2 separate regions of the Homo sapiens genome follow, and region 2 is linked to region 1. A link is an interaction called in ENCODE POLR2A ChIA-PET data of the cell type or tissue named here. Cell type or tissue: OCI-LY7. All regions are shown on one strand. Links, peaks and the distances in the headings refer to the core of each region. The heading gives the core; the rest is flanking DNA. Region 1 holds the start of LOC105372279 (a long non-coding RNA gene). Region 2 holds the start of DAND5 (DAN domain BMP antagonist family member 5).

Evidence for each region. ChIA-PET counts read pairs that join two places held together with the same protein. Peaks named below come from ENCODE experiments on the same cell type or tissue, not always from the same donor. Only the 100,000 strongest peaks of a DNase experiment are listed, where the experiment ranks them.
Region 2: POLR2A ChIA-PET joins it to region 1 with 10 read pairs; 2 of 35 experiments call an interaction of 5 or more read pairs at or near these places.

The regions. Positions count from the first base shown.
Region 1 is chr19:12,643,033-12,651,846 of GRCh38, reverse strand. It overlaps MAN2B1 (mannosidase alpha class 2B member 1), which reads left to right. Exons shown (of 24, transcript NM_000528.4): 17 at 1,625-1,743; 18 at 1,833-1,934; 19 at 2,419-2,506; 20 at 2,631-2,711; 21 at 3,445-3,672; 22 at 4,249-4,404; 23 at 4,512-4,614; 24 at 5,115-5,335. The coding sequence ends at 5,227. LOC105372279 (a long non-coding RNA gene) reads left to right here and starts at 8,703. Exons shown (of 4, transcript XR_007067142.1): 1 at 8,703-8,814. It also overlaps the pseudogene RPL10P16. RefSeq lists a silencer at 3,921-4,020 and enhancers at 4,261-4,330, 7,356-8,555. In OCI-LY7, for the core only: CTCF peaks have their summits at 3,372 (motif pointing left) and 3,571 (motif pointing left); no DNase peak of the experiment used is centred there.
Region 2 is chr19:12,963,537-12,973,261 of GRCh38, reverse strand. DAND5 (DAN domain BMP antagonist family member 5) reads right to left here and starts at 3,686. Exons shown (of 2, transcript NM_152654.3): 1 at 3,278-3,686. The coding sequence starts at 3,601. RefSeq lists enhancers at 2,934-3,536, 3,537-4,140, 7,872-8,091, 8,212-8,261 and a silencer at 7,652-7,831. In OCI-LY7, for the core only: CTCF peaks have their summits at 2,645, 7,642 and 7,852; DNase peaks (open chromatin) are centred at 7,481 and 7,751; H3K4me3 peaks cover 560 bases; H3K27ac peaks cover 577 bases.

The sequences.
Region 1 (8,814 bases), core at 782-8,781:
AGGAGAGCCAAATATCACTGCTTGAAGAATTCACCAAAGTCTGTAGTAAGAGGAGCTTCTATCTGGAGTGAATATTTGAGAGTCCACCCTTGGATTGATTGGGTTTGGGTGAGTCTCAGGGTGAATGCCTATGGGTGCATCTGGCTAGGAACAGTGGTTTCCCAGGGCCTCTCATTGATGTTTGACTTTCATAGATGACAAAACTCACATTTGTCCACATTCAAGAGCCTCGCGTTTCATGTGAGTCCCTTTGAGATGAATGTCTGCATATCTGTATATAGTTTTGCCTGTTCTAACAGAGTTACCCAAATTAACTGTGACTAGAATAAGATAGAAGATTATTTTCTTCTAACAAAAAGTCTGGCTGTTAGTCCAGAGAAAGTGGGGTGGTTCCATAATCACCCAGGACCTCCTCTTCTATCTTGTTGCTCTGCCTTCCCCAATATTCAGTTTCCACCTCATGGTCCAAGATAGCTGCTGAAGCTCCAGCCGCCACATTTGTGTTTGAGTCAGTAGCAGAGGGACAGGGGCAAGGAACATTGTTGACACCACTTGGATCACTTTCTATGGGGCAAACTGGTCACTCAGCTACTGATAGCCTCAGGGAAGACTGGACAATATAGTCTTTATCCCAGGTAGCCATGTGCCAAGCTAGAATCCTATTCTATGGGGCAATGGTGAACAGGAGGCGTTTATGCCACGCTCAAGAGTGATGTGGTAAGCCAGATGCAGTGGCTCATGCCTGTAATCACAGCACTTTGGGAGACTGAAGCAGGAGGATCGCTGAGCATAGGAGTTCAAGACCAGGTGGGAGCATTTGCTGATTAGGTGCCTACATAGTGATGCCCTGTCTCAAAAAAAAAAAAAAAAAAAGAGGCCGGGTGCAGTGGCTCACGCCTGTAATCCCAGCACTTTGCGAGGCAGAGGCAGGCAGATCATCTGAGGTCAGGAGTTCAAGACAAGTCTGGCCAACATGGATAGAAACCCCGTCTCTACTAAAAATACAAAAATTAGCCAGGGGTGGTGGCAGGTACCTGCAATCCCTCTACTCGGGAGGCTGAGGCAGGAGAATTGCTTGAACCCAGGAGGCGGAGGTTGCAGTGAGGCAAGATTGTGCCACTGCACTCCATCCTGGGCAACAAGAGCAAAACTCTGTCTCAAAAAAAAAAAAAGAAAAAAGAATTATGTGGGCCAGGCGCGGTGGCTCACGCCTGTAATCCCAGCACTTTGGGAGGCCGAGGCGGGCTGATCACGAGGTCAGGAGATCGAGACCATCCTTGCTAACACGGTGAAACCCCATCTCTACTAAAAATACAAAAAATTAGCCGGGTGTGGTGGCGGGTGCCTGTAGTCCCAGCTACTCGGGAGGCTGAGGCAGGAGAATGGTGTGAACCCGGGAGGCGGAGCTTGCAGTGAGCCGAGATCGCGCCACTGCACTCCCGCCTGGGCAAAAGAGCGAGACTCCGTCTCAAAAAAAAAAAAAAAAAAAGAATTATGTGGCGGTGACTGAAGGTTGACCTTGATGTAGGCCTTAATGGGGTTTATGGCCAGGGTTGGGGGACATTTGTAGGACTCACCTCTGCTCAGGTACAGACTGACATCCACCTCACCCGTGTGCCCGCAGACACCCTTGGTGCAGGAGGTGCACCAGAACTTCTCAGCTTGGTGTTCCCAGGTGGTTCGCCTGTACCCAGGACAGCGGCACCTGGAGCTAGAGTGGTCGGTGGGGCCGATACCTGTGGGGTGAGTGGCACAGGCTGGGAGAGGGGTGTGGAAGCAAGGGCAGAGGGGTTTATCCAAGGCTCACAACCTTGCCATCCCATTGGGTACAGCGACACCTGGGGGAAGGAGGTCATCAGCCGTTTTGACACACCGCTGGAGACAAAGGGACGCTTCTACACAGACAGCAATGGCCGGGAGATCCTGGAGAGGAGGTGGGGGGTGACTGAGAGCACTGAGGGGGTGGTCTGTGGTGTGTTGGGGCCCAGGGGTGGTGAGGGAAATTTGCTGATTACATGAGTGTGGGAGACAGAGGACGAAGGGAGAGTGAAGGGCGGGGGAGCCAGGCAGGGTGCAGTGGCTCACGCCTGTAATCCCAGCACTTTGGGAAGCCGAGGCGGGCAGATCACAAGGTCAGGAGATCGAGACTATCCTGGCTAACATGGTGAAACCCCGTCTCTACTAAAAATACAAAAAAATCAGCCGGGTGTGGTGGCGGGCACCTGTAGTCCCAGCTACTCGGGAGGCTGAGGCAGGAGAATGGCGTGAAGCCGGGAGGCGGAGCTTGCAGTGAGCCGAGATCGCGCCACTGCACTCCAGCCTGGGTGACAGAGCGAGACTCCATCTCAAAAAAAAAAAAAAAAAAAAAAGAGTTGGGGAGCCAGATCCCAAGCCTGATCAGCTCACCCCCAACCCCAGGCGGGATTATCGACCCACCTGGAAACTGAACCAGACGGAGCCCGTGGCAGGAAACTACTATCCAGTCAACACCCGGATTTACATCACGGTAGCTCTCCCCCATCCTGCACCTCCCCACCTCGATAGAAAGGGAATCACCCCTTATCTGCAGCATCTCAAAGCTGCCTGGGGTTGGGGTTGACTGCCCTCTACTTTCACCCTTCAACTCCCAGGATGGAAACATGCAGCTGACTGTGCTGACTGACCGCTCCCAGGGGGGCAGCAGCCTGAGAGATGGCTCGCTGGAGCTCATGGTGAGTGGGTCAGAGCCCCATCCGAGCCAGGGTCCTCCCAACCTGGACCCCTGCTGGACCTTGAAGGCTGTTTCTGGCCCAGTTCTCTGCTTTCAGGCCCCACTAAGCTGAGGACTCCGTTTCTTTCTTTTCTTCTCTTTGAGACGGAGTTTTGCTCTTGTTGTCCAAGCTGGAGTGCAATAGTACTATCTCAGCTCACTGCAACCTCTGCCTCCTGGGTTCAAGTGATTGTCCTGCCTCAGCCTTCCGAGTAGCTGGGCTTACAGGCACACACCATCACGCCCGGCTAATTTTGGTATTTTTAGTAGAGATGGGGTTTCACCATGTTGGCCAGGCTGGTCTCGAACTCCTTACCTCAGGTGATCCACTCACCTCGGCCTCCCAAAGTGCTGGGATTACAGGCGTGAACCACCGCTCCCGGCCAAGGACTCCATTTCTGTGTGTGGCTTTTCCTCTCCGTTTTTCTCCATCTCCTGCCCAGGCTCCCTCCACGCTCTGGCGTGCCATATCCAGGCCCCCCTGTTAGGCATTTACCTCCTTCCGGCCTGGTTCCCATGCCTACTTGGATCCTGCCTCTGCTGGGGTTGCCCTACCAGACCCTCACCTTCATCCTCATCCGTTCCTCCCACCCTTTAATTTCTTTTGACATTCCCACACGCCCTTACCCAGTTTCTGGCCCAAGGACACCCACAAACCCACGACTCTCACCCCCTCCTGGCCACTCTCCCCCCAGGTGCACCGAAGGCTGCTGAAGGACGATGGACGCGGAGTATCGGAGCCACTAATGGAGAACGGGTCGGGGGCGTGGGTGCGAGGGCGCCACCTGGTGCTGCTGGACACAGCCCAGGCTGCAGCCGCCGGACACCGGCTCCTGGCGGAGCAGGAGGTCCTGGCCCCTCAGGTGGTGCTGGCCCCGGGTGGCGGCGCCGCCTACAATCTCGGGGCTCCTCCGCGCACGCAGGTGAGGGGCAGCGGGGTAGGCAGAGAGGACCGGATTGAAGTCTACCAGGGAGCCGGGTTTGGGTGCGGAGTTTCCTAGGCTCAGCGGGGATCCATTTGGCCATAATTAGCCCCAAACCCTCGGGCCAACCCCATCCCCTGGGCAGTCCCCGCCCAGTGCCAGCCCAGTCCCAACCCCCCTGGACTGTGTAGAGGCACAGCCCTAGCTCATGCCCCTAAACCACCAACTCACCTCCGGCCCCGCCCATTTCACTTTAGCCCCGCCCTCTCACCGCCCCCAGGCTCTGTCCTGCCTCACCCAGCCCCGCGGCTTCAGCCCCGCCGTAACTCCCAAAGTCTCAGGTCACATCAGTTCTGCTCCATCGGGACTCGAACCCTAAGCTTGGGACCGACCCATCTCCCCATTGGCTCAGTCCTCCCTGTCACGGCCCTGGCCGCTCCTCTCGGCTGAGCCTTGCCCCTCTCCGGCGAAACCCCGCCCCTACAACCTAGCCCTGCCTCCTGACCTGGCTCGGCCCCGCCCTTCTCCATCCAGGCCCCGCCCCTCTCCAACTCAGCCCCGCCCTCTCTCCCGCAGTTCTCAGGGCTGCGCAGGGACCTGCCGCCCTCGGTGCACCTGCTCACGCTGGCCAGCTGGGGCCCCGAAATGGTGCTGCTGCGCTTGGAGCACCAGTTTGCCGTAGGAGAGGATTCCGGACGTAACCTGAGCGCCCCCGTTACCTTGAACTTGAGGGTGAGAAGGGCAAAATTGAGAAGGAGATCGGAGAGAGGCAAGAGAGAGGGAGAGAAGAGAAACCTGGCTTTGCCCCAACTCATCTGGGCCCATCCCCTTCCCCGCAGGACCTGTTCTCCACCTTCACCATCACCCGCCTGCAGGAGACCACGCTGGTGGCCAACCAGCTCCGCGAGGCAGCCTCCAGGCTCAAGTGGACAACAAACACAGGTGGGGCCCTGGTCAGGGGTAGGGAAGGGGTGGAGTCTTACCTGGGGCCGGCAGGTGGGGGCAATGTGTGAGGCATGGGATGTTGGCCAGGACCCAAAAAGGTCATGAGGGTATGGGGCAGAGTCCAGACCCAGGTTAGGGGCTTAAAGGATCTGAAATGGGTGCGGCAAACCAGGAATGGGTCTTGAGGTTTGTGGGTGCTGTTTAGTCCCAAGAACAAGATTTGAAAATCCCCATCCATGTCTAGTTCTGGGAGGGTGTTCATCACCCCTGGGGTCAGATTGAGGGTACGAGGACAGTGGCCAGATTGAGGGTATGAGGACATTGGACCTGGGGGTGGTATTCGGGGCCGGGGAAGCAGGTTAAGAGTCTGGGATTGAGGCCCTGGAGACAGATTCGGGGATATGCAGCTGTGTCTAGACCCAGGGGAGGAAGCATCGTGGGGTGAGTCAGAGGAAGTCTGCACCTCCTCACTCCTCCTTCCCCCTGCACCTCTCCAGGCCCCACACCCCACCAAACTCCGTACCAGCTGGACCCGGCCAACATCACGCTGGAACCCATGGAAATCCGCACTTTCCTGGCCTCAGTTCAATGGAAGGAGGTGGATGGTTAGGTCTGCTGGGATGGGCCCTCCAAGCCCAAGCCTCCTGCTCCGGGGGCAGACCAGACTCTGACTCTCCTCTTGGGGCTGCTGCCATTAAAACGCTACTACTAAGACTCAGGTCGCTCTGTGACTGAGTGTGGGTTTTTTTTGTCTGTTATTTGCTTGTTAGAGGGGGACAGAATTTATGACCCAGAGCCGGGTGTGGTGGCTTGCTCCTGTAATCCTAACAACTCTGGAGGCTGAGGAGAGAGAATCACTTGAGCCCAGGAGATCTAGACTAGCCTGGGCCACAAAATGAGGCCCTGTATGTACAAAAAATTTAAAAAATTAGCTGGGTGAAGTGTCTGTATTCCCAACTACTTGGGAGAATTGCTTGAGCACAGGAGGTCAAGGCTGCAGTAAGTGATAATCACACCACTGCACTCCAGCCTGGGCAAGAGAGCCAGATCCTATCTCTTCGTGTGTGTGTGTGTGTGTGTGAGGGACAGAGTCTCCCTCTGTCGCCTAGGCTGGAGTGCAGTGGCGCAATCTTGGCTCACTGCAACCTCCGCCTTCCGGGTTCTAGCGATTCTCTTGCCTCAGCCTTCCGAGTAGCTGGGACTACAGGCGCCCCCCACCATGCCTGGCTCATTTTTGTATTTTTAGTAGAGATGGGGTTTCACCATGTTGGCCAGGCTGGCCTCAAACTCCTGACCTCAAGTGATCCACCTGCCTTGGCCTCCCAAAGTGCTGGGATTACAGGCATGAGCCACTGCAACCAGTCTGGATCCTATCTCTTGAAAAAAAAATTAAAAATTAGAAAATTATCCAGATAGGATGGCGTGCATTTATAATCCCCAGCTACTACTTGGGAGGCTGAGGTGGGAGGATTGCTTGAGCCCAAAAGTTTGAGGCTGCAGTGAACCATGATGGCTCCACTGTACTCCAGCCTGGGTGACAGAGTGAGACCCTGTCTCTAGAAAAAAAAAAAAAAAGTAGGCAGTGCGTGGTGGCTCACACCTGTAATCCCAGCACTTTGGGAGGCTGAGTCACATGGATCACAAGGTCAAGGGATTGAGACCATCCTGGCCAACATGGTGAAACCCCTTCTCTACTAAAAATACAAAAATTAGCTGGGCATGGTGGCACACACCTGTAGTCCCAGCTACTCAGGAGGCTGAGGCAGGAGAATCACTTGAACCCAGGAGGCGGAGGTTGCAGTGAGGCGAGATTGTGTCACTGCACTCCAGCCTGGTGACAGAGTGAGACTCCATCTCAAAAAAATAAATAAATACAAATAAAAAGTTTTTAAGTGTTCTGGGGTCAGTTTGCAAGCACCAACAGCATATGTTTCTTAGGCCCCCTCTGATGACAAGGACTGGCCCAGGGTGGACAGGGAAGCCCAGGGAGGGTGGTATCATGTTGGTCCTCTAATGTTTCCTCTGAGAACCCCTCCAATGGGCCAGTTAGCATGGGCCACCTAGGGATGCCAGGGTGGGGTGCCAGGGGACACTCTGCTGTGGTCCCACTTGGGGCATGGTCACCAGATGTGCTCTTTTTCTTTTTTTTTTTTTTGAGATGGAGTCTCGCTCTGTCGCCCAGGCTGGAATGCAGTGGTGCGATCTCGGCTCACTGCAAGCTCTGCCTCCCAGGTTCACGCCATTCTCCTGCCTCAGCCTCCCGAGTAGCTGGGACTACAGGCGCCTGCTACCATGCCCGGCTAGTTTTTTGTATTTTTAGTAGAGATGGGGTTTCACCGTGTAAGGCGGAATGGTCTTGATCTCCTGACCCCGTGATCTGCCTGTCTCAGCCTTCCAAAGTGCTGGGATTACAGGCGTGAGCCACCGCGCCCAGCCCAGATGTGTTCTTTTTCAAGTTTCCTTCTTGACGGAGGGCTGGGCCAGCTTGTGAGGCCTGAAAAGGGCTCCCTGCACCTGTCTGCCGTATTGGACCTGTTACTGGAGGTATCACCCCCACCAAAAATATTTCTAAGTCCCTCTCCTATGGTAGTGACTGGCCTGGGCTGAGTAAGGAGGACTGTGGAGTACTCTTCAGGCTCAGCCCTGGTCCCACATGCGTCCCTGTTTTAACATGTGACTCCTCCGCAGAAAACTTTTATAAGTCCCTCTCCAGGAAGAGAGATTGGACCTGGCCAACCAGAGAGGCCTGGAGAGGGTGACCTGAGTTTGCCCACAGCCCCATGTGGGCTCCTTCATAGGAGGCTCTGAGTGCAAAGTTTCCTGTGTCCCAGCCAGTGGTAGGGACTGGTCGCAGCCAAAGAAGGAGGCCAGCAGAAGGACCACAGGTGGGCTGTCATCCTGCAGAGGCCTCTGATTGTGGGATGTGCCTCCAGGAAATATTTGTAAGTCCTTGGGGATGGGGTGGGGATAAGGAAACAGCTTAGGTCAGCTAGGAACCATAGGGCAGAGCAACCCAGGCTTAGTTTTGGTCACACATGGGGCCTGGTTCCTGGATGTGCTCCTTGAAAATTTGTCTAAGTCACCCTCTAAAGACAAGGATTATTACAGGTGAGCCAGAGAGGCCCGAGAAGGGCACCCCAGCATAGTTGTCCTGCTGCATAGAATCTGGCCACAGGATGAACCCCCTGAAAACCTTAAAAAGTCTCCGGATTGAGACCATCCTGGCCAACATGGTGAAACCCCATCTCCACTAAAAATACAAAAAATTTCTCTTTCCCTTCAGTGTGCCACTGAAGATCCTGGTGTCGCCATGGGCCGCCGCCCCGCCCGTTGTTACCGGTATTGTAAGAACAAGCCGTACCCAAAGTCTCGCTTCTGCCGAGGTGTCCCTGATGCCAAGATTCGCATTTTTGACCTGGGGCGGAAAAAGGCAAAAGTGGATGAGTTTCCGCTCTGTGGCCACATGGTGTCAGATGAATATGAGCAGCTGTCCTCTGAAGCCCTGGAGGCTGCCCGAATTTGTGCCAATAAGTACATGGTAAAAAGTTGTGGCAAAGATGGCTTCCATATCCGGGTGCGGCTCCACCCCTTCCACGTCATCCGCATCAACAAGATGTCGTCCTGTGCTGGGGCTGACAGGCTCCAAACAGGAATGCGAGGTGCCTTTGGAAAGCCCCAGGGCACTGTGGCCAGGGTTCACATTGGCCAAGTTATCATGTCCATCCGCACCAAGCTGCAGAACAAGGAGCGTGTGATTGAGGCCCTGCGCAGGGCCAAGTTCAAGTTTCCTGGCCGCCAGAAGATCCACATCTCAAAGAAGTGGGGCTTCACCAAGTTCAATGCTGATGAATTTGAAGACATGGTGGCTGAAAAGCGGCTCATCCCAGATGGCTGTGGGGTCAAGTATATCCCCAATCGTGGCCCTCTGGACAAGTGGTGGGCCCTGCACTCATGAGGGCTTCCAATGTGCTGCCCCCCTCTTAATACTCACCAATAAATTCTACTTCCTGTCCACCTAAAAAATACAAAAAAAAAAAAAACAACAACAAAAAATTAGCTGGTCATGGTGGCGGGTGCCTGTAGTCCCAGCTACTCGGGAGGCCGAGGCAGGAGACTGGCATGAACCCGGGAAGGGAGACTGGGACTCCCTCTATCACCCATGTTGGAGTGTGCTGGCCTGATCAAAACACACTGCAA
Region 2 (9,725 bases), core at 1-8,000, 320 kb before region 1:
AATCCTGACTCTGCTGTCTCTTGGCTGAGACATGGGGCAAATTACTTAGCCTCTCTGAGCTTTTGTTTCCTCACCTGGAAAATCATTGAAATTCAACAAGGGCCGGGCGCGGTGGCTCACGCCTGTAATCCCAGCACTTTGGGAGGCCAAGGCGGGCGGATCACGAGGTCAGCAGATCGAGACCATCCTGGCCAACACGGTGAAACCCCGTCTCTACTAAAAATACAAAAAATGAGCCGGGCGTGGTGGTGGGCGCCTGTAGTCCCAGCTACTCGGGAGACTGAGGCAGAAGAATGGTGTGAACCCAGGAGGCGGAGCTTGTAGTGAGCCGAGATAGCGCCACTGCACTCCAGCCTGGGGACAGAGCGAGACTCCGTCTCAAAAAAAAAAAAAAAAAAAAGAAAAGAAATTCAACAAAGACAGCCAGGTGTGGTGGCTCAAGCCTGTAATCCCAGCATTTTGGGAGGCTGAGGTGGGCGGATCACTTCAGGCCAGGAGTTTGAGACCAGCTTGGCCAATATGGCGAAACCCCATCTCTACTGAAAATACAAAACTTAGCCGGGCATGGGCACCTACACCTGTAATCCCAGTTACATGGGAGGCTGAGGTGGAAGAATTGCTTGAACCTGGGAGGTGAAGGTTGCAGCAAGTTGAGATCATGATTGCACTCTAGCCTGGGTAACAGAGCGAGACTCTGTCTCCGAAATAAATAAACAAATAAATTAATTAAATGAGAAAAAGAAGAAATCACTTTAGGCCTTTCAACAAAGAGGACTAATTCAGGGAATTGGTTACCTCGGAGTTAAAAGCCAAGGGCGGGATGTGGTGGCTTGAGACCAGCCTGGGCAATATAGTAAGACCCTGTCTCTACAAAGAAATTAAAAAAAAAAAATTAGCTGAGCTAGCCAGGCACGGTGGCTCATGCCTATAATCCCAGCACTTTGGGAGGCCAACGCAGGCAGATCACGAAGTCAGGAGATCGAGACCATCCTGGCTAATATGGTGAAACCCCGTCTCTACTAAAAATACAAAAAAATTAGCCAGGCGTGGTGGTGGGCGCCTGTGGTCCCAGCTACTTGGGAGGCTGAGGCAGGAGAGTGGCGTGAACCCAGGAGGCGGAGCTTGCAGTGAGCCGAGATCCCACCACCGCACTCCAGCCTGGGCGACAGAGCGAGACTCCGTCTCAAAAAAAAAAAAAAAAAATATTAGCTGGGCTAATGCTGTGCGTCTGTAGGCCTAGCTACTCAGAAGGCTGAGGCAGGAGGATTGCTTGATCCTAGGAATTCAAATCTGCAGTGAGCTATGATCGCACCACTGTACTCCAGCCTGGGTGACAGAGTAAGACCCTGTCTCTAACAAAAAACATGAAAAGGCCGGGTGTGGTGGCTCACGCCTGTAATCCTGGCACTTTGGGAGGCTGAGGTGGGTGGATCATTTGAGGTCAGGAATTCAAGACCATCCTGGCCAACATAGTGAAACCCCGCCTCTACTAAAAATACAGAAATTAGCTGAGCATGGTGGCAGGCGCCCGTGGTCCCAGCTACTCGGGAGGCTGAGGCAGGAGAATTGCTTGAACCCGGGAGATGGAGGTGCAGTGAGCCGAGATTGCACCACTGTACTCCAGCCTAGGCGACAGAGTGAGACTCTGTCTCAAAAAACAAAAACCTGAAAAGAAAAGTAAAGAAGGCCGGGTGCAGTGGCTCATGCCTGTAATCTCAGCACTTGGGGAGGCCGAGGCAGGTGGATCATGAGGTCAGGAGTTTGAGACCAGCCTGACCAACATGGTGAAAGCCCGTCTCTACTAAAAATACAAAAATTAGCTGGGCATGGTGGCGTGTGCTTGTAAAACCAGCTACTCGGAAGGCTAAGGCAGGAGAATCGCTTGAACCCGGGAGGCGGAGGTTGCAGTGAGCTGAGATCGCGCCATTGCACTGCAGCCTGGGCAGCAGAGCGAGACTCTATCTCAAAAATAAAATAAAATAAAATAAATAATAAGAAAAGAAAAGTAAAGAAAAGCCAAGCAGGATATGATGATAAGATGGCCTGATGATGGTACCAGTAGGAAGCCAACTAGCACCCTAGGGGGAAGGGACAGCAGTATCACAGGAGCCCGGAAGCATCCAACAGAAAGCCCTTAGCCCACTGCCTGGCACAAAGTAGGTGCTCAATGCATGTTAGTTCCTCCTATGATCCCCTCCAAGTGGATCTATCATCTCTCCCCCAAATCCTGGTCCTTCTCTGCTTAAATCCTGAGCCATCTTCCTCATAAGAGACTTCTCATTGGCCTGGCGCAGTGGCTCACGCCTGTAATCCCAGCACTTGGGGGGCCGAGGCAGGCGGGTCACCTGAGGTCAGGAGTTCGAGACCAGCCTGGCCAACATGGCCAAACCACGTCTCTACAAAAAGTACAAAATTTAGCCGGACATGGTAGTGCACATCTGTAATCTCAATTACTTGGGAGGCTGAGGCACGAGAATCACTTGAGCCCAGGAAGTGGAGGTTGCAGTGAGCCGAGATTGTACTGCTGCCCTCTAGTCTGGGTGACAGAGTGAGACTGTCTCAAAAAAAGAAAGAGAGAGAGAGAAAAGAAAGAAAGAAAGGAAAGAAAGAAAGAAAGAAAGAGAAAAAAAGAAAAACAAAGAAAGAAAAGAAAGAAAGAAAGAGAAAAAGAAAGAAAGAAAGAAAAGAAAGAAAGTTGGTATATCAAGCAAGAGACGGGCTCACACCTAGAACTCAGGAGGCTGAGGTGGGAGGATTGCTTGAGGCCAGAAGCTCAAGACTAGCTTGGGCAACATAGCGAGACTCCCGTGTCTAAAAAAACAGAAAGAAAGTTGGTGTCTGAGGAAAAGGAGGCTGATGTGTAGAAGCAAAGTAACTGAGGGGGAGAGTGGGAGGAGGTGAAATCAGGGAGGTAACAGGATCAGAGAGTACAGAAATTTGTGGGCTGTGAAGAGGACTTGGGCTTTTGTTCTGAGTAAAGTGGGAGCCATGCAAGGTTCTAGGGGGAGGGGGAACCAGATCTGACTCTGGTGTTCACAGGCACCCTCTGGCTGCTGAGTGGAAAAATAGACTGGGGGGTGGAGAGGGGCATGATAGTGGAATCAAGGAGACCAGGATAGAGGAGGCTTGGGTCGCATTTTACAAGGGAGGAAACTGAGGCACCGAGACATTCAGGTGGAGGATACAGGACTTGAACCCAAATCTTTCTTGGGCCACAGCCTGTGCCTTCTGCCAATGGTGAGACCCAGCCCTCTCCTCCCCACACCCACCCACTCACCTGAACGAAGGGCACAGCCTTACACATCCCCTGGATCACTTCCTGAGGGTTCAGCGGCAGAGTCACAGCAGCCACCTCGTCTTGCCCACGCTGCAGCCTGCCCATCCCCAGCTGCCTGGCTTTCTGCAGGCCCAAGAAGGCCTTCCAGCTCCCAAGGGCAGAAGCTGGCACCAGTGGGGGCAGGGCCCCTGGGCCCAGAGCCCAGGTCTGATTGGCTGCAGCCCAGGACTGAGGTCGAGGAGACTGGGGTTCAGGCCTCCCTGAGCCTGTAGGCAGGGCCCCGCTAAGCAGGCACAGAAGAGTGGATAGCTGGCCAAGGAGCATCTGCTTGTCCGTGCGTCTGTCTGCCTGTCTGTCTGTCCGGACTGGGCTCAAGGTCACTAGCAGTCGACCCTGCTGTCTGGTGAGTGGCATCTGAGCCTTCTGAACCTGCTTTTAATCTCTTGGCCCCTCCTGGATAGCCTGGGAGGCATTTCTGTAGACCCACAGCGGGGGAGGAGAGTAAATTCAGACCAGCTGGGTTCCCACACCTCCTCCCAACTTGCTGAGAGACATGGGGGCTGGTCCTGCTGTGTGCGAGCTGTGGGGACCAGGAAAGACAGGTCTGGGGCCAGGGGCCGAGACACACAATGTCTGAAGACCCTGGGCAGCTGCATTTCCAGTCCTGGGACCCCGATTCTCCAATTAGCAAAAGCACACTTTGGGTGAGGCTCAGTGGCTCACACCTGTAATCCCAGCACTTTGGGAGGCCGAGACGGGAGGATCACCTGACGTCAGGAATTCAAGACCAGCCTGGTCAACATGGTGAGACCTCATCTCTACTTTAAAAATACAAAAATTGGCCAGGCACGGTGGCTCACGCCTGTAATCCCAGCACTTTGGGAGGCTGAGGTGGGCAGATCACGAGGTCCGGAGATTGAGACCATCCTGGCTAACATGGTGAAACCCCATCTCTACTAAACATACAAAAAATTAGCCGGGCGTGGTGGTGGGCGCCCGTAGTCCCAGCTACTCGGGAGGCTGAGGCAGGAGAATGGCCTGAACCCAGAAGGCGGAGCTTGCAGTGAGCGGAGATCACGCCACTGCACTCCAACCTGGGCAATAGACCGAGACTCCGTCTCAAAAAAAAAAAAAAAATTCGCCAGTTGAGGTGGCTCACGCCTGTAATCCCAGCACTTTGGGAGGCCGAAGCGGGCAGATCACGAGGTCAGGAGTTTGAGACCAGCCTGACCAACATGGTGAAACCCCGTCTCTACTAAAAATACAAAAAAAATTAGCTGAACGTGGTGGTGGGCACCTGTAATCCCAGCTACTCAGGAGGCTGAGGCAGGAGAATCGCTTGAACCCAGGAGGCGGAGCTTGCAGTGAGCCAAGATCGCGCCACTGCACTCCAGCCTGGACGACAAGAGTGAGACTCTGTCTCAAAAAAAATTAAAAAATAAATAAAATAAAAATACAAAAATTATGGCCAGGCACGGTGGCTCACACCTGTAATCCTAGCACTTTGGCAGGCTCAGGCGGGCAGATCACCTGAGGTCAGGAGTTCAAGACCAGCCTGGCCAACATAAGTGAAACCCCGTCTCTACTAAAAATACAAAAAGTAGCCAGGCGTGGTGTCACATGCCTGTAATCCCAGCTACTCAGGAGGCTGAGGCAGGAGAATCGCTTGAACCCGGGAGGCGGAGGTTGTAGTGAGCCAAGATCGCGCCACTGCACTCCAGACTGGGCAACAGAGTGAGACTCTGTCTCAAAAAAAATTAAAAACTAGCATACCTTGCAGCCAGGTTTCTTGGGTTCGGCCTAGGCATTGCAATTTCCTGGCTGTGCAACCTTGAGTAAATCCCTTAACCATCCTGGTCCCTACCTTCTTCTTCTGTAATATGAAGATAAAACAGTCCCTATCTCATTGGGTTATTCTGAGGACTCAAGGAGGTAATTTATGTAAGGAGCTTAAAACAGAGGTTCCTACACAGTAACACCATGAATCAGCTCTGAGTAACATTATTGTTGCTGGGTTTTTGTGTTCTTTTTTTTTTTTTTTTTTTTTTAGACAGAGTCTCACTGTGTCTCGTCTCACTGCAACCTCTGCCTCCTGGGGTCAAGTGATTCTCCTGCCTCAGCCCCCCAAGTAGCTGGGATTACAGATGTGAACAACTATGCCCAGCTAATGTTTGTATTTGTAGTAGAGACTATGTTGGCCAGGCTGGTCTCGAACTCCTGACTTCAAGCGATCCGCCCACCTCAGCCTCCCAAAGTGCTGGGATTACAGGCATGAGCCACCATGCCCTGCCAGTTCTTTTTATTTTATTATTTTTTTATTTGACACAGGGTCTTACTATGTTGCCCAGGCTGGTCTTGAAAAGCAGGTCTCAAAATGCTGGGAATATAGGCACAGGAAGCTATCTTGCCTGACTTGTTTTTCTCTTCTTCTTTTTTTTTTCTTTGAGACAGTCTCCCTCTGTCACCCCCAGGCTGGAGTGCAGTGGTGTGATCTCAGCTTACTGCAACCTCCGCCTTCTGGGTTCAAGCAATTCTCCTGCCTCAGCCTCCCGAGTAGTTGGGACTACAGGCCCCTGCCACCATGCCTGGCTAATTTTTTTTTTTTTTTTTTTTTAGTAGAAATGGAGTTTCCCCATGTTGCCCAGGGTAGTCTTGAACTCCTGAGGTCAGGCAGTCTGCCCGTCTTGGCCTCCCAAAGTGCTGGAGTTACAGGTGTAAGCCACCGCACCTGGCTTTTTTTTTTTTTTAACAGGGTCTTGTTCTGTCACCCAGGTTGGCATGCAGTCCCACAATTGCATCTCACTGCAGCCTCAACCTCCTAGACTCAAGGAATCCTCCTGTTTCAAACCCACCGAATAGCTGAGACTACAGGTACACAACACCATGCCTGGCTGATTTTTTTTTTTTTTTTTTTTTTTCTGAGACGGAGACTCGCTCTGTCGCCCAGGCTGGAGTGCAGTGGAGCGATCTTGGCTCACTGCAAGCTCTGCCTCCCGGGTTCACACCATTCTCCTGCCTCAGCCTCCCGAGTAGCTGGGACTACAGGCGCCCACCACCACACCCGGCTAATTTTTTGTATTTTTAGTAGAGATGGGGTTTCACCGTGTTAGCCAGGATGGTCTTGATCTCCTGACCTCATGATCTGCCCGCCTCAGCCTCCCAAAGTGCTGGGATTACAGGCGTGAGCCACCGCACCCGGCCTGGCTGATTTTTAAATTTTCACAGAGACGGGATCTTACTATGTTACCAGGTTTGTCTCAAACTGCTGGCTTCAAGTGATCCTCCTGCCTCAGCCTCCCAAAGTGCTGGGATTAAAGGCACATGCCACCTTGCCCAGCTGTTTTTTTTTTTTTTTTCCTTTAACACTCAGTATAGGCCAGACTTAATCCTGAGCCCTGGTGATACAGGAGGACAAGACAGAAAATGCCATGGATTTTACACGGTGCAGAAAACAGACAATAAAAGATAATTAAGGGGCCGCACGCAGTGGCTCATGCCTGTAATCCGAGCACTTTGGGAGGCCGAGGAGGGCAGATAACTTGAGGCCTGGACAATATAGCGAAACCCCATCTCTACTAAAAAATACAAAAATTAGCCGGGCAAGGCTGGGCGTGGTGGCTCACACCTGTAATCCCAGCACTTTGGGAGGCTGAGGCGGGTGGATCAACTGAGGTCAGGAGTTCGAGACCAGTCTGACCAACATGGAGAAACCCCGTCCGTACTAAAAATACAAAATTAGCCAGGCATGGTGGCACATGCCTATAATCCCAGCTACTCGGGAGGCTGAGGCAGGAGAATCGCTTGAACCCGGGAGGCGGAGGTTGCGATGAGCCGAGATCACACCATTGAACTCCAGCCTGGACAAGAGTAAAACTGCGTCTCAAAAAAAAAAATTAGCCGGGCGTGGTGGCATGAGCCTGTAACCCCAGCTACCTCTGGAGGCTGAGGCAGAAGAATTGCTTGAACTCGGGAGGCGAAGGTTGCAGTGAGCCAGATCACACCACTGCACTCCAGCCTGAGTGACAGAGTGAGACCTTCTCAAAAATATTAATAATAATAATAATAAAGATCATTTCACAGTCTTGATTAAGAAGCTGCTAAAATGGGATGTTCCTTAGAGGCGTCAGGGCGGGGGCTTCTGTCTCCAGGGTGGTCAGGGAAGGCCTCCCCGAGTAGGTGGCATTTTTACAGACACCTGAGATGGCGCTGGAGGCGGTGGGAACAGCTTGGTGTGGGGGTGGAGGTTGGGAGTGTTAGAAGCAGATAAAGAGGGTGAGAGTCGTATCCCAGGCTTTGGGGCCCCGGAGGTGTCTGGGGGGTCCTGGCTGGATCCTGGCACCTCTATCTCGCACCCAGGTGAGGAGCTTGGAGGCCGGGGGGCCGTGGGAAGAGACCAGGCCAGCCTTTCCCGCGCCCTCCCCTCCACGGAGCTGCGAGTGCGATGCGGCGTGCTCGCCCTCTGGCGGCGGCTCCCGGGACTGTGCGGCGGCCGCGCCCAGGACACCCGCCTCCCAGAGGCCAAGCCTGGAGGGGCGGGCGTGCTTCCCACCCAGCTCTGCTACATCCCAGCTCCTGACTGTCCCCCAACCTGCCCTTCTGCTGTCCTCTAGACACAGTTAAAGGCAGCTCTGTCCTGCCAGGTGCTAAGGCTCCAAACTTTGGAGAGCACCTTTGACCTATCTCTTTCTCTAACACCCATCCCCGCCCCCAATCTTATATGACAGTAACTCCGGTCAGCTCCAGAATCTACCCAGAATCCGCCCGCTTCTCACCCACTCCTTGTCCCCCTACCTGGATCAGTGCAGTCGCTTCCTTCCAGGTCTCCCAGTTCCCGCCCTGGCCACCGGCCCCCCACAGTTTATTCCCCCCACAGCGGCCAGAGGGCGCCTGTGAGCACCTGAGTCAAGACTGGTCCCTGTGATGAGAACCTTCCATGGCTCTCATCTCCCTCAGAAAAAAGCCTCAGGAGGAGGCCCACAGTGTGACAGTAATTACTAGAAACAATCTGGTAATTTGATTCTATGCTACTTTATTTCACTAAGAATAAACACCTGAGGATGGGCACAGTGGCTCACGCCTGTAATCCCAGCACTTTGGGAGGCCAAGGTGGGTGGATCACGAAGTCAGGAGAACGAGACCATCCTGGCTAACACGGTGAAACCCCGTCTCTACTAAAAAAAAAAAAAAAAATTAGCCAGGTGTGGTGGTGGGCACCTGTAGTCCCAGCTACTTGGGAGGCTGAGGCAGAAGAATGGCGTGAACCAGGGAGGCAGAGCTTGCAGTGAGCTGAGATTGCACCACTGCACTCCAGTCTGGGTGACAGAGCGAGACTCCATCTCAAAAAACAAACAAACAAAAAAAAAGGAATAAAAACCAGGCTGGTCACAGTGGCTCACGCCTGTAATCCTAGCACTCTAGGAGGCCAATGCAGGTGGATCACCAGGTCAAGAGTTCAAGACCAGCCTGGCCAACATGGTGAAACCCTGTCTCTACTAACAATACAAAAATTATCTGGGCGTGGTGGCGTGTGCCTGTAATCCCAGTTACTCCGGAGGCTGAGGCAGGAGAATTGCTTCAACCTGGGAGGCAGAGGTTGCAGTGACTTGAGATTGCACCACTACACTCCAGCCTGGATGACAGAGCAAGACTCTGTCTCAGCGGGGAAAAAAAGAATAAAAGCCTCAGCACTTCGGGAGGTGGAGGTGGGCAGATCACTTGAGGCCAGGAGTTTGAGACCAGCCTGGCCAACATGGCGAAATCTCATCTCTACTAAAAATACAAAAAAAAATTAGCTCGGCGTGGTGGTGCACACTCCTGATCTCAGGTGATCCACCCACCTTGGCCTCCCAAAGTGCTGGGGTTACAGGCGTGAGCCACTGTGCCCGGTCGTACTCCCAGTTACTTGGGAAGCTGAGGCAAGAGAATCGCTTGAACCTAGCAGAGGTTGCTGTGAGCCAAGATCGTGCCACTGCACTCCAGCCTGGATGACACAGTAAGATTCTGTCTCATAAAAAGAAGAAGAAAGAAGAAAGAAGAAGAAGGAGAAGAACAAGAAGGAGAAGGAGAAAGAGAAGAAGAAGGAGAAGGAGAAGAAGGAGAAGAAGAAGAAGAAATGCTGTACACCCATGTTCATAAGATCATTATTCACAATAGGCAAAAATTGGAGACAGCTCAAATGTCCACGTACAGATAAATGGATAAACAAAATGTAGACCATTCTTTTTTTTTTTTCTTTTGGAGACGGAGTCTCGCTCAGTTGCCCAGGCTGGAGTGCAGTGGTGCAATCTCGGCTCACTGCAAGCTCCGCCTCCCAGGTTCACGCCATTCTCCTGTCTCAGCCTCCCGAGTAGCTGGGACTACAGGTGCCTGCCACCACGCCCGGCTAATTTTTTGTATTTTTAGTGGAGACGGGGTTTCGCCATGTTAGCCAGGATGATCTCGATCTCCT